Regions from separate parts of the Homo sapiens genome. Here region 2 is linked to region 1. The links are chromatin contacts, found by Hi-C or POLR2A ChIA-PET in ENCODE. All regions are on one chromosome and are shown on one strand. The core of a region is the stretch at or near the end of the contact, and the rest is flanking DNA. Distances in the headings are between cores, read along the strand shown.

Region 1 (4,805 bases), core at 1,391-3,890:
ACTCCAGCCTGGGCAATACAGCAAGACTGTCTCAAAAAAAAAAAAAAAAACCCAAAAAAACTCAAGAATGTAATGAATGATACCCAATGTGCCTTTTCTAGAAAAAGTTGCCAAATATATCTCTTGGATCTGCTGAGCATGTCCTCTGATACATAAGGCAAGCATGTTTCTACACCCAGTGTTGATGCCAGTTAGTTTTCAGAATCCAAACTGATGGCAGCTACTGGTCCTTGGGACTGACATCCTCTGGGAATATAACCTGCAAAGAAACTACATTTCAATCTCACTTTCTGCACCAACTGACAGTCAATCACAGGGTAAGAGATATCTTCAGAAAACCATAGGTTCACCACTACACAATCTGCCGGTAATTCCAGCTATTTTGGGTGATTTCATCATTTGATATCTTTTTTTTTTGAAGCGAGTTTTAACAAGATCAGCTGTTTATTCATTCCACTATGGGGTTGAAGGGATCATTGGCCAGCTCAAGGCTTACCTTCTCTTGGGCTGAGATGCTGCTGCCAGCTCTAAAACAGCACTCTGTTCTCAAAACCTGGGGGAATGGAGAAGGCGCATACACCTTAGAGACTGCAGATGCAGAGCAGGACAGGCATTTCTGATGACAGTCAATTAATGACTTTACAAATTTAAGTCCATCCTAACAAAAGCCCCTTAAGACCTAATTAGAGGTAATTTTTCTAAGTTTTTGTAAATTATTGAGGACTACAAATCTTAATTAGCTTCTCAGTAGGTTGTAATTTTTTTTTTTTTTTTGAGATGGAGTCTCGCTGTTGCCCAGGCTGGAGTGCAGTGGCACGATTTCGACTCACTACAACCTCCGCCTCCCGGGTTCAAGCGATTCTCCTGGCTCAGCCCCCAAAGTAGCTGGGATTACAAGTACACGCCACCACACCCGGCTAATTTTTGTATTTTTGGTAGAGATGGGGTTTCACCATGTCGGCCAGCCAGGCTGGTCTTGAACTCCTGACCTCAGGTGATCCACCCACCTTAGCCTCCCAAAGTGCTGGGATTACAGGCCACTGTGCCCAGCCTCAGGGGAGTTGTAATCTCCATTTCAGTCATATCAATTTAAACTTCACAAAGCTAAGATTACTTTTCCTTTTCACATCTGAGGAAAACTACATCTCAGCAGACAGGTAATTTGCCCGAGACTAAACAGCCAAGAGGTAAATAGAGTAGCCCCTCTTTCTAGGTAATCCACCCTGGCTCCACTGCCACCGGAAACTAAAATCAGTATCTCTGGGATAGGCTACACTGTTACAAGGTATTAGGTTAACCAAATCCAATTGCCAATATTCGACCTGACAGCTAGGCGTGGTCAGCCACTAGCCTCCCCATAGAGCAAGGCTTACCTCATGGCAGGCTCCTGGCTCCAATACTCAGCTGCCAAACATGATGCTGATTCTTCACGAATTTGCAACCTAGGTGAATATAGCAATTAGGTCACCGTTCAAACAAGTTTACTCCTGGGAACCAGCAAGTGGTGAAGACTTGACTGCAATCAGACAGGAGTAGTCTTCGTCAGTTATCGCTTCTGACGGCACTTCCTATTAGTGATTTCATCAGAGCAGTCAAGCACCTCACAACCCTCCAGTACTGTTCCAACCGCAGATCTAGACCCTACCTGAAACTTAAGCTAACCCTGCTACTGGAGACATTTCTTAACGAAGGAGTTTGTTTCTGCATTATCAGTTTGCTTTAAATGCAGTTCTAGGTTAGGACTGTGGCTGAAGCAGCCATCTCCAGTTTCTATTTAAGTTCCACCCTATGCAATGACATGATAACGTTACCCTAAAGTGTATAAAACACCTAAACGTAGAAAACTGTCAAAACGCCAATTTCCGTGCATTCAAGTGACAAAACTACGTTCCATGTTAAACCCTACACCAGAGAGCCTCTCACCTCGTGGCTACCCCGTCTTCAGCACTCTGCAGTGGGTACGCAATCTTAAAGAGGGAGTAAGGACAGGAATTCAGGGCAGGGCTCTGGCAGTTACGGTCAACTAAGTTGTAGAGGTTTCAGCGACTGCGGTCAGATAGACATTAGACGTCGTCAGTTATCGCTTCTGACGGCACTTCCTATTACAAGTATCATCAGGACAGTCGAATAAGTCTTCCAGTAATACTGTTACAATCTTACCGACGTACACCGCCCTCGGGGTACCCCAAACTGCAAGCCGACCCCAACTTACCCAGTTCTCTCGGGTTTGCACACCCCCACTGTGGGCCGGGGAACCGGGTCCCGGCCTTCGCAGACTCCAGGCTCTGGCAGATGTGGCCCTACCACAAAAGAGTGATCCATGAGCCTCAGCCACGGCAGCCGGATTCGGCCCCGCGCTGCCCTGCCAGGCTGTCCAATACCGGGCCGCAGCGCCCGCCGCGAAAGCCACGCGGGCGCAGGAGCCGGGGAGCCACGCCATCTCAACAGCTGCCCTCCGCCCTCTAGACAGGCTTCCCGGGAACATCTCCCCAGAGACCACAGAAGCTCGAGCTCTTTATTTGCTCTTGCCCCCCAGCTACTACTCCCAGATTCCTAGAGAGCCTACCTCCATAACAACGGGAATGAAAAGGTCACACCTTATGTGCGCCAGGCCCTTAAGGAGTCGGAATATCCCAATCCTCACAAAAGGAGGGGGACGCTGGCAAAGACTCATGGGAACTTTCCGCCAAGTAACGATTTAGACCGGCGCGCTACCCAGGACTCCCCCTCCTGTTGAGTCTATGGTCTCTTCCACAGCCCCGGGAATTCTGGGTCACAACACGCGCGGGGAGTTCCAGGGCGCCTGCGCGAGGGCTGGATCGCGCGTTTGGGCCCCACCTCCGCCACTCCTTAGCTGGGTGGTCTTGGGCCAATTACTCATTCTCTTTAAGCTTCCGATTGGTCCTCTAGTAAACGGAGACACCAGCGCCCCAGAAGATCACGTGAGATGACACACGTGAAAGCCTGTAGAGCTGTGGCACAAGGCAGCCATTCATCCTAGTAGCTCCTCCTGAATCTATTGAGCGTTGCCAAATACTCTCCCCACAGCTATTTCACCACATCCACGGGGCTTCTCAAACCCCTGCGCACTGGTCACCCTCATTACTCCTTTAGCACGACCTTTAGGGAACGAGCTGACGTCTTATCTAGATCCACGTCCATCCTCTGCTCGCCTCTGGGGTAAAGCTCTGCCCACCTCCTTTCCTCTCCTCATTCCTTGGGGCCTCCTCCACCTATGCCCCTGCCTCACCTTCCATGGAAAACTCTCTCTACTGTGGCTTTCCTTTCAGCCTATGAACATGCTCAGCTCTCTCCTTGAAAAAGAATCCATGCAACCACGTTTTGCACACACACGTTATACCAAGGGAAAGAAATTCATTTTGACTGCAAAAAACTGGGAAGACAATCATAAGACCTTTTGAGCTGGCCTCAGAAATAAGTGTAGGGTTTTTGTTGTTGTTGTTGTTGTTGCTCGTTTTTGTGTTTTTTTGAGACGGAATTTCGCTCCTGTTGCCCAGGCTGGACTGCAATGGCGCGATCTCCGCTCACCGCAACCTCTGCCTCCCGGGTTCAAGCGATTCTTCTGCCTCAGCCTCCCGAGTAGCTGGGATTACAGGCATGCGCCACCACGCCCGGCTAATTTTGTATTTTTAGTAGAGACGGGGTTTCTCCATGTTGGTCAGGCTGGTTTCGAACTCCTGAACTCAGGTGATCCGCCCGCCTGGGCCTCCCAGAGTGCTGGGATTACAGGCGCCCGGCAAGTGTAGGGTTTTATTTTATTATTATACTTTAAGTTCTAGGGTACATGTGCACAACGTGCAGGTTTGTTACATATGTATACATGTGCCATGTTGGTATGCTGCACCCATTAACTCATCATTTACATTAGGTATATCTCCTAATGCTATCCCTCCCCCCACCCCCAAGTGTAGGGTTTTAATGGAGGAGGGGGGCTTCCAGCAAGAGCCAGGTCAAGGGATCAAGCACGAGGTCTCTCGGCCTGCATGAATTTGGGGAGAGTGCTAAGGAGGGAGGGGCAACAGAGGTGGAGGGGAGGAGGTGTCTGGAACTGCTTGGGCAAAACCGTGGGGGTCTCGGGATGTCAGCTAGGGCATTCTGTGGGTACTGGGGAGCCTCTCAGGCCTTCAGAGCACAAAGAGGACATGTTTGTCTTATGTCTTAGGAAGGCCCTCTGGCTGCCCTGCAGAGAATGGCTTGGGAGGGGTGGGAATTGAGCAAGAAGCTCGGTAGGAAGAGAAAGCAAGAGAGGTGGCTTTAATGGGTTTTCCCAGGTACCTGCCCAAAAGCAGGGTGGGTGTGGAAAGCAAAGGGTGTCGTGGTGGAGAGAGAGGAGAGGTGGCTGTTTGCCCATGTCCATCACCATATATCTGCCACAACAATGGGCACAGCACCTCAGCCAGCTGCCTGTACCCAGGAAGAGGACAGTCCCCAGACTTGGGGATGTGGGGGTGAGGGTGGGGACACAGCAACTGAGGGTCTCTGTGCCCAGGCAAGGGCAGGAGCAACCTAGTCCCATACACAGACCTGTGCACACAGAGACATGCAGACATTGCCAGCTCTAAGGGTCCCAGCAACTCTGCCCAAATAATGTTTCCAGAAGAGTTAGTTAGTGAAAATATATATTTGCCACCAGAATTCACTGGGACCCCAGAGCCAGCAGATGTGGTTGGAAAGATCCTCTGCTCTGTCCTCTGGCCTCCTGCTGCATCTGGGCCATCAGTTGGACTGGAGGAGCTGGACGGGCACATAGTTTTCCTCAGAGGCACCATCCTCATCCTCCTTGG
Region 2 (4,805 bases), core at 1,712-4,211, 130 kb before region 1:
TCAAAATTCCATTTTATGGCTAATGCCTGTAATCCCAGCACTTTGGGAGGCCAAGGCAGGCAGATCACCTGAGGTCAGGAGTTCAAGACCAGCCTGGACAACATGGCGAAACCCAGTGTCTACTAAAAAATACAAAAATTAGCCGGGTGTGGTGGTGGGTGCCTGTAATCCCAGCTACTCAGGAGGCTGAGGCAGAGAGAATTGCCTGAACCCGGGAGGCAAAGGTTTCAGTAAGCTGAGATTGCACCACTACACTCCAGCCTGTGCGACAGAGCAAGACCCCACCTCAAAAAGAAAAAAATTCCATTTTAGAGTTTGCGTTCTTGGAACAACTGCTGGTACCAACTGGTGTAGGGCAGATTCCCTATAAATAGATTCTGAGATGGAGAATTGCATACAAGGTAATTACTGGGTAGTGTTCTCTAGAAAAAATGCCTGTACAGGAGTGATATAAGGATAACTGGACAGAGTAATAGGTTTAAATGCTGTATGACTGCAACAGAGGCCTCAGTTGGTCTCACAGGGAACTCTTAAGCCAAGATGGCCCTTTATAGAGGCTGCAAGTTGAAGACAGGGGGCCAGGTCTTTGAGGCCTGCACTGAGCAGTCTTTGGATATGGACTTCCCCCGGGGAGAAGACGTGACTTGTGAGAGGCAGCCCCCTGCAGTTAGGACAACTCCCAAGGAAGTATTTTGCTGTGAGCCATCAGCAGCCACTCACCCGGCAGCTGCTGGGATGGATGCCTCAACCCTGAAGGAGGATCCTGGCAGCACCACAGTGTGCACTATAGGGCGTATTAAGTTTCCAGCTTTGGTTGTTGGTTTATGTTTTCCTCCCTACAGGTATGTCAGCTATTGCTTTGTATGTTTTGAGGCCTTAGTGTTAGGGACATGCTGTATATTTATGATAAATATATCTTTTCCATCAAGCACTCTTATTTATTCCCTTTTAATCTTCTCAAATTCTAGCTTATCAGATATTAGAATTATTACTTGTATCAGTCAGGGTTCAATCAAAAAAGCGGAACCAGTAGATATTTAAGATACTTGTGGCAAAGAGTTGGCTTACTCGATTGAGGGGGTGACCAGGTGAGTCCAAAGTCCATAAGAGCACCCCATCAGGAAGGGCAGGCTGGAAGCTGTGGTACGCTGATGGAGTTTCTTCTCCATCAGGGAAACTTCGGTTCTTTTTTGAAAGCTTTTAACTGATTGAATCAGGCCCACCCAAATTATCTAGGATAATCTCCCATGCTACTTAGTCCAACTGGGTTTATGGGCTTCAATCTCATCTACAAAATGCCTTTACAGCAACACCTAGATTCGTGTTTACTTAAATAGCAAGAGACTGTAGCCTAGCCAAGTTGACACATCAAAAGACCATCACACTCCCCAAGTTTGTTTTTTTTTTTTTTTGAGATGGAGTCTTGCTCGTGTCGCCCAGGCTGGAGTACATGGAGTGCAGTGGCAAAATCTCAGCTCATTGCAACCTCCGCTTCCCAGGTTCAAGTGATTCTCCTGCCTCAGCCTCTTGAGTAGCTGGGATTACAGGCGTGCGCCACCACACCAGGCTAATTTTTGTTCTTTTAGTAGAGACGGAGTTTCACCATGTTGGCCAGGCTGGTCTCAAACTCCTGACCTCAGGTGATCTACCTGCCTGGGCCTCCCAAAGTGCTGGAATTACAGGCGTGAGCCACCGCGCCCGGTCCAACTTTCTTTTTGTTAAAATTTTCCTGGTGTGGTGATATTAAGAGTCTTTGACAGTCCTCCTCCACCCTCACAGGATTCTGCCTCCATTTGATTCTCTGTAGGCTTGTGATTGCTTTGACCAAGAGTCTGACAGAATTGGTGTTAGGTGACTTCCAAGGCCATGTTATAATTGGCCATGGCGCTTCTCTCTTGTTCACTGGAATGCTCACTCTTGGAGCCCAGAGCCACCATGTAACAAGTCCAGCTGCCCTCAGTCCTTTATGCTGGAGAGACCACATTGAGGCACTCTGGTCAAACACAAGCCGAGTTCATCTTTTAGCCCATCTCCTCCCAAGCAGTAGACATGTGAGTGGAAAAGCCATCTTGGAAGCGGGCCCTCCCAGCCATCAAATCATCCCAACAGAGGCTACAGACATAATGAGGCAAAGGCCCACCCACTCAGTTCCCCTTTCAAATTCCTCACCATGAAATTTATGAGCATAATACGGTGATTGTCCTTCAAAACCACTAAGTTTTGGGGTGGTTTGTTAATAGAACAGTAGATAACGGGAACACCTTGAATATGTTTTTCTATGCTTTTATTTTTCCAGTGTTTTATGTATTTTTGTTTTGTGTCTCTTAGAAATAACAGCTACTCGGGAGGCTGAACCCAGGAAGTTCAAGTGAGAATCACTTGAACACAGGAGAATCACTTGAACCCAGGAGGCGGAGGTTGCAGTGAGCCGAGCTCGCACCATTGCACTCCAGCCTGGGCGACAGAGCGAGACTCCGTCTCAAAAGAAAAAAAAGAAAGAAAGAAAGAACATGGGTTTTTTTCCCCCAATCTGAGAGTCTCAGAATCAAATTCCTGAGGAGGAAGTGAAAACCTTTCACAGTTAGTATGTATGCACAGTAAAGCCCGAAACCGCACATTAAGTCTTTCTGCCTTTAGACCCACATCTTCCCTGCCCATTCTTCCTCTAGGAAATCTGGCGCCCAGTTTTCTCTGCGTAGTTGGCGCGGGGCTTCAACTCCCGGCGCTCCTCCAGCTACTGGCACCTCCCTGGCCTCCAAGACGTCTACCAGACCTGCGTCTGCCCGGGGAAACTTTGAAGTTCCCTTCGGAACCTCGCAGGCTGACAAGCAAGTCAGAGCGATGGGTGGAGGAGGTTGCCATGGAGACAGGTCCAGGGCCAGAGGCGCGGGAGGGGGAGGCGGCAGCTTGGGCTCCGATTGGCTCTGCGGGCGCGCAGCGTTCCTCTGGCGCACATGCGCAGTGACGCCGAGGCGAGGTCGCGGCTAAGCAGAGGCGCCGGGGTTTCTGGGCCGGGCTTCTCAGGACCGGGCTGGAACGTGCAGCTCCTGGCCGGGACACTCTGTGCTTTGCGGGGAAGGGAAGTGGCGGAGCCCGAGGATCCGCTGCCGCTCGGGACTGAGCCCGCCACGCAGGCGCCTGTGCCAGCGTCGCCATTGTTGCCTGTGGCCTTAGGGCCGCTCCGGCTGCCCGTCGGCCGGGTCCCAGCGACAGGTATTGATGTCCGGGCGCAGCGCGCGAGTGTCCGCGCGATCAGTGACAGCCCGAGCCCGTCCACGCGCGGGCTCCCGTGCTCGTGGCTTGCGGGAGGGCAAAGACGGGGTGGAGGCTGCTGTGGGCCCAGTCCCAGCGTTGCGCGTCGCACGGTCCCCGACTCCCCCGCTGCCCTCGACCTCGACCCTGCGGCTGAAGAGGAGTAAGAGGCAGAGGGACTTGGCCGGGAAGGGGAGGCGACAGGAGGCAAGGCAAGGCTGTCGCATCACCTCCGCAGGGCCTTGTAAACAGTTGTCTTTGGTGGCACGACTGTGCCTCAGCAGGGCTCGGAGCTGGAGCCTGGGGAGAGGTGGTGTCGGTTCTCCTCCAGATCAGGCCGGTTCTAAGGTTTCCTTCGAGAATCCTGGTTTCGAATATATCCCTAAAGAACTGTCTCCTATAGAAGCACTTAAAGGACTTGAAGTCACACCAACCTCTTCACTCTTTTCCAGTCCAACCCGCTGGTCTTCCCAACCCTCTGATAGTGAAAGGCTAGAATCGGCTGGCATTAACATGCAACGCAGATAAATGGCTCGCCCTTTCCCCTGACAGTTCCCTTGGGAACCTTGAGCACTGTATTAAGAAGAAATTCTCCTAGTTTCTTCCAAGTAACAGATTCACTTTGTTATTGTTGAGAGTCCGTTCAGTCATTACAGCTTCTGTAACATCAGTGACTAAAATAATGAAACTATTTTCTCTATAAAAATGTTTAATTTTTGTTACAACAGGTTAGAGGTTTAATCTGTTGTTTGGCTTAGATTCGAGTCATTGCCTCTGACACTACCTTTTTAATAGCAGCTCCATCCCCCACCAACCCCAAGCAGATGGCAGTTCCCTTACAAGTCTAAGGATATAGGGGAGGAAGACAAGGTAAAGCTTATGTGTGTTCATCTATGCACACTGCGAGTCTGTTTCTGTGTGTGTATATGTATAGTAGAGTACACCAGGGATTCTTGACCTTGTGGTCCATGCTTGTGTTTCAGGGTCTCTTATCCATCCCTGCAAGTTCTGGGCTCAGAATTTGTCACTAAGGCTGCTAACTCTACCTTGATTCTGTTCTGCCCTCGGCTGCAGCAGCCTTTGATATAGTGTCCTTGTGACTCTAGCATGAGACTTCAAGCAGTTGGCTCACTACTGGAGAAATAAAGGATATTGCCAGATTGACTCTCCTGTCTGTAGCAATGTTAGCCTCAAGCAAGAGGATGAACAGTTCTTCACGTTCTCAAATCCTTCTAAGGTGGAAGTCAGACAAGGCTCAGAGTGGACCCTACAATGTTGAGAAGGAAATCCTTACTTCAAGATTCTTGCGTGACACTGAGACCTGTCGACAGAATTTTAGGAATTTTCCATACCCAGACCTGGCTGGTCCTCGAAAGGCATTGAGTCAACTCCGAGAGCTCTGCCTTAAGTGGCTGAGACCTGAGATTCACTCAAAGGAACAAATTTTGGAGCTGCTGGTGCTGGAGCAATTCCTGACCATCCTGCCTGGTGAGGTTAGGACTTGGGTAAAGTCCCAGTATCCAGAGAGCAGCGAGGAAGCAGTGACTCTGGTG

The links. A loop is a pair of places that touch in the nucleus more often than their neighbours do. ChIA-PET counts read pairs that join two places held with the same protein, here RNA polymerase II (POLR2A). Pooled maps may share reads with other maps.
Region 2: a map of CD4-positive, alpha-beta T cell shows a loop between it and region 1 (13-fold over the local background). The contact joins the promoter of ZNF287 here to the promoter of SNHG29 in region 1. A Hi-C loop is called at or near these places in 2 of 168 maps with a recorded cell type or tissue (CD4-positive, alpha-beta T cell and naive thymus-derived CD4-positive, alpha-beta T cell), 1 of 37 single-sample maps with no recorded cell type and 9 of 50 pooled maps. POLR2A ChIA-PET finds 5 or more read pairs at or near these places in 2 of 52 experiments (WTC11 and activated naive CD4-positive, alpha-beta T cell).

The regions. Positions count from the first base shown.
Region 1 is chr17:16,436,822-16,441,626 of GRCh38, reverse strand. It overlaps SNHG29 (small nucleolar RNA host gene 29), which reads right to left and starts at 2,640. Exons shown (of 4, transcript NR_045025.1): 1 at 2,567-2,640; 2 at 1,374-1,442; 3 at 497-553. SNORD49B (small nucleolar RNA, C/D box 49B) reads right to left here and starts at 2,118; the gene lies at 2,071-2,118. SNORD49A (small nucleolar RNA, C/D box 49A) reads right to left here and starts at 1,591; the gene lies at 1,521-1,591. It overlaps TRPV2 (transient receptor potential cation channel subfamily V member 2), which reads right to left. Exons shown (of 15, transcript NM_016113.5): 15 at 4,624-4,805. The coding sequence ends at 4,738. It also overlaps LRRC75A and SNORD65. RefSeq lists enhancers at 1,435-2,336, 2,642-2,971, 3,032-3,221, 2,337-3,236, 3,237-4,138 and 1 more.
Region 2 is chr17:16,567,360-16,572,164 of GRCh38, reverse strand. It overlaps ZNF287 (zinc finger protein 287), which reads left to right and starts at 2,961. Exons shown (of 6, transcript NM_020653.4): 1 at 2,961-3,213; 2 at 4,236-4,805. The coding sequence starts at 4,434. RefSeq lists enhancers at 2,897-3,396, 3,397-3,898.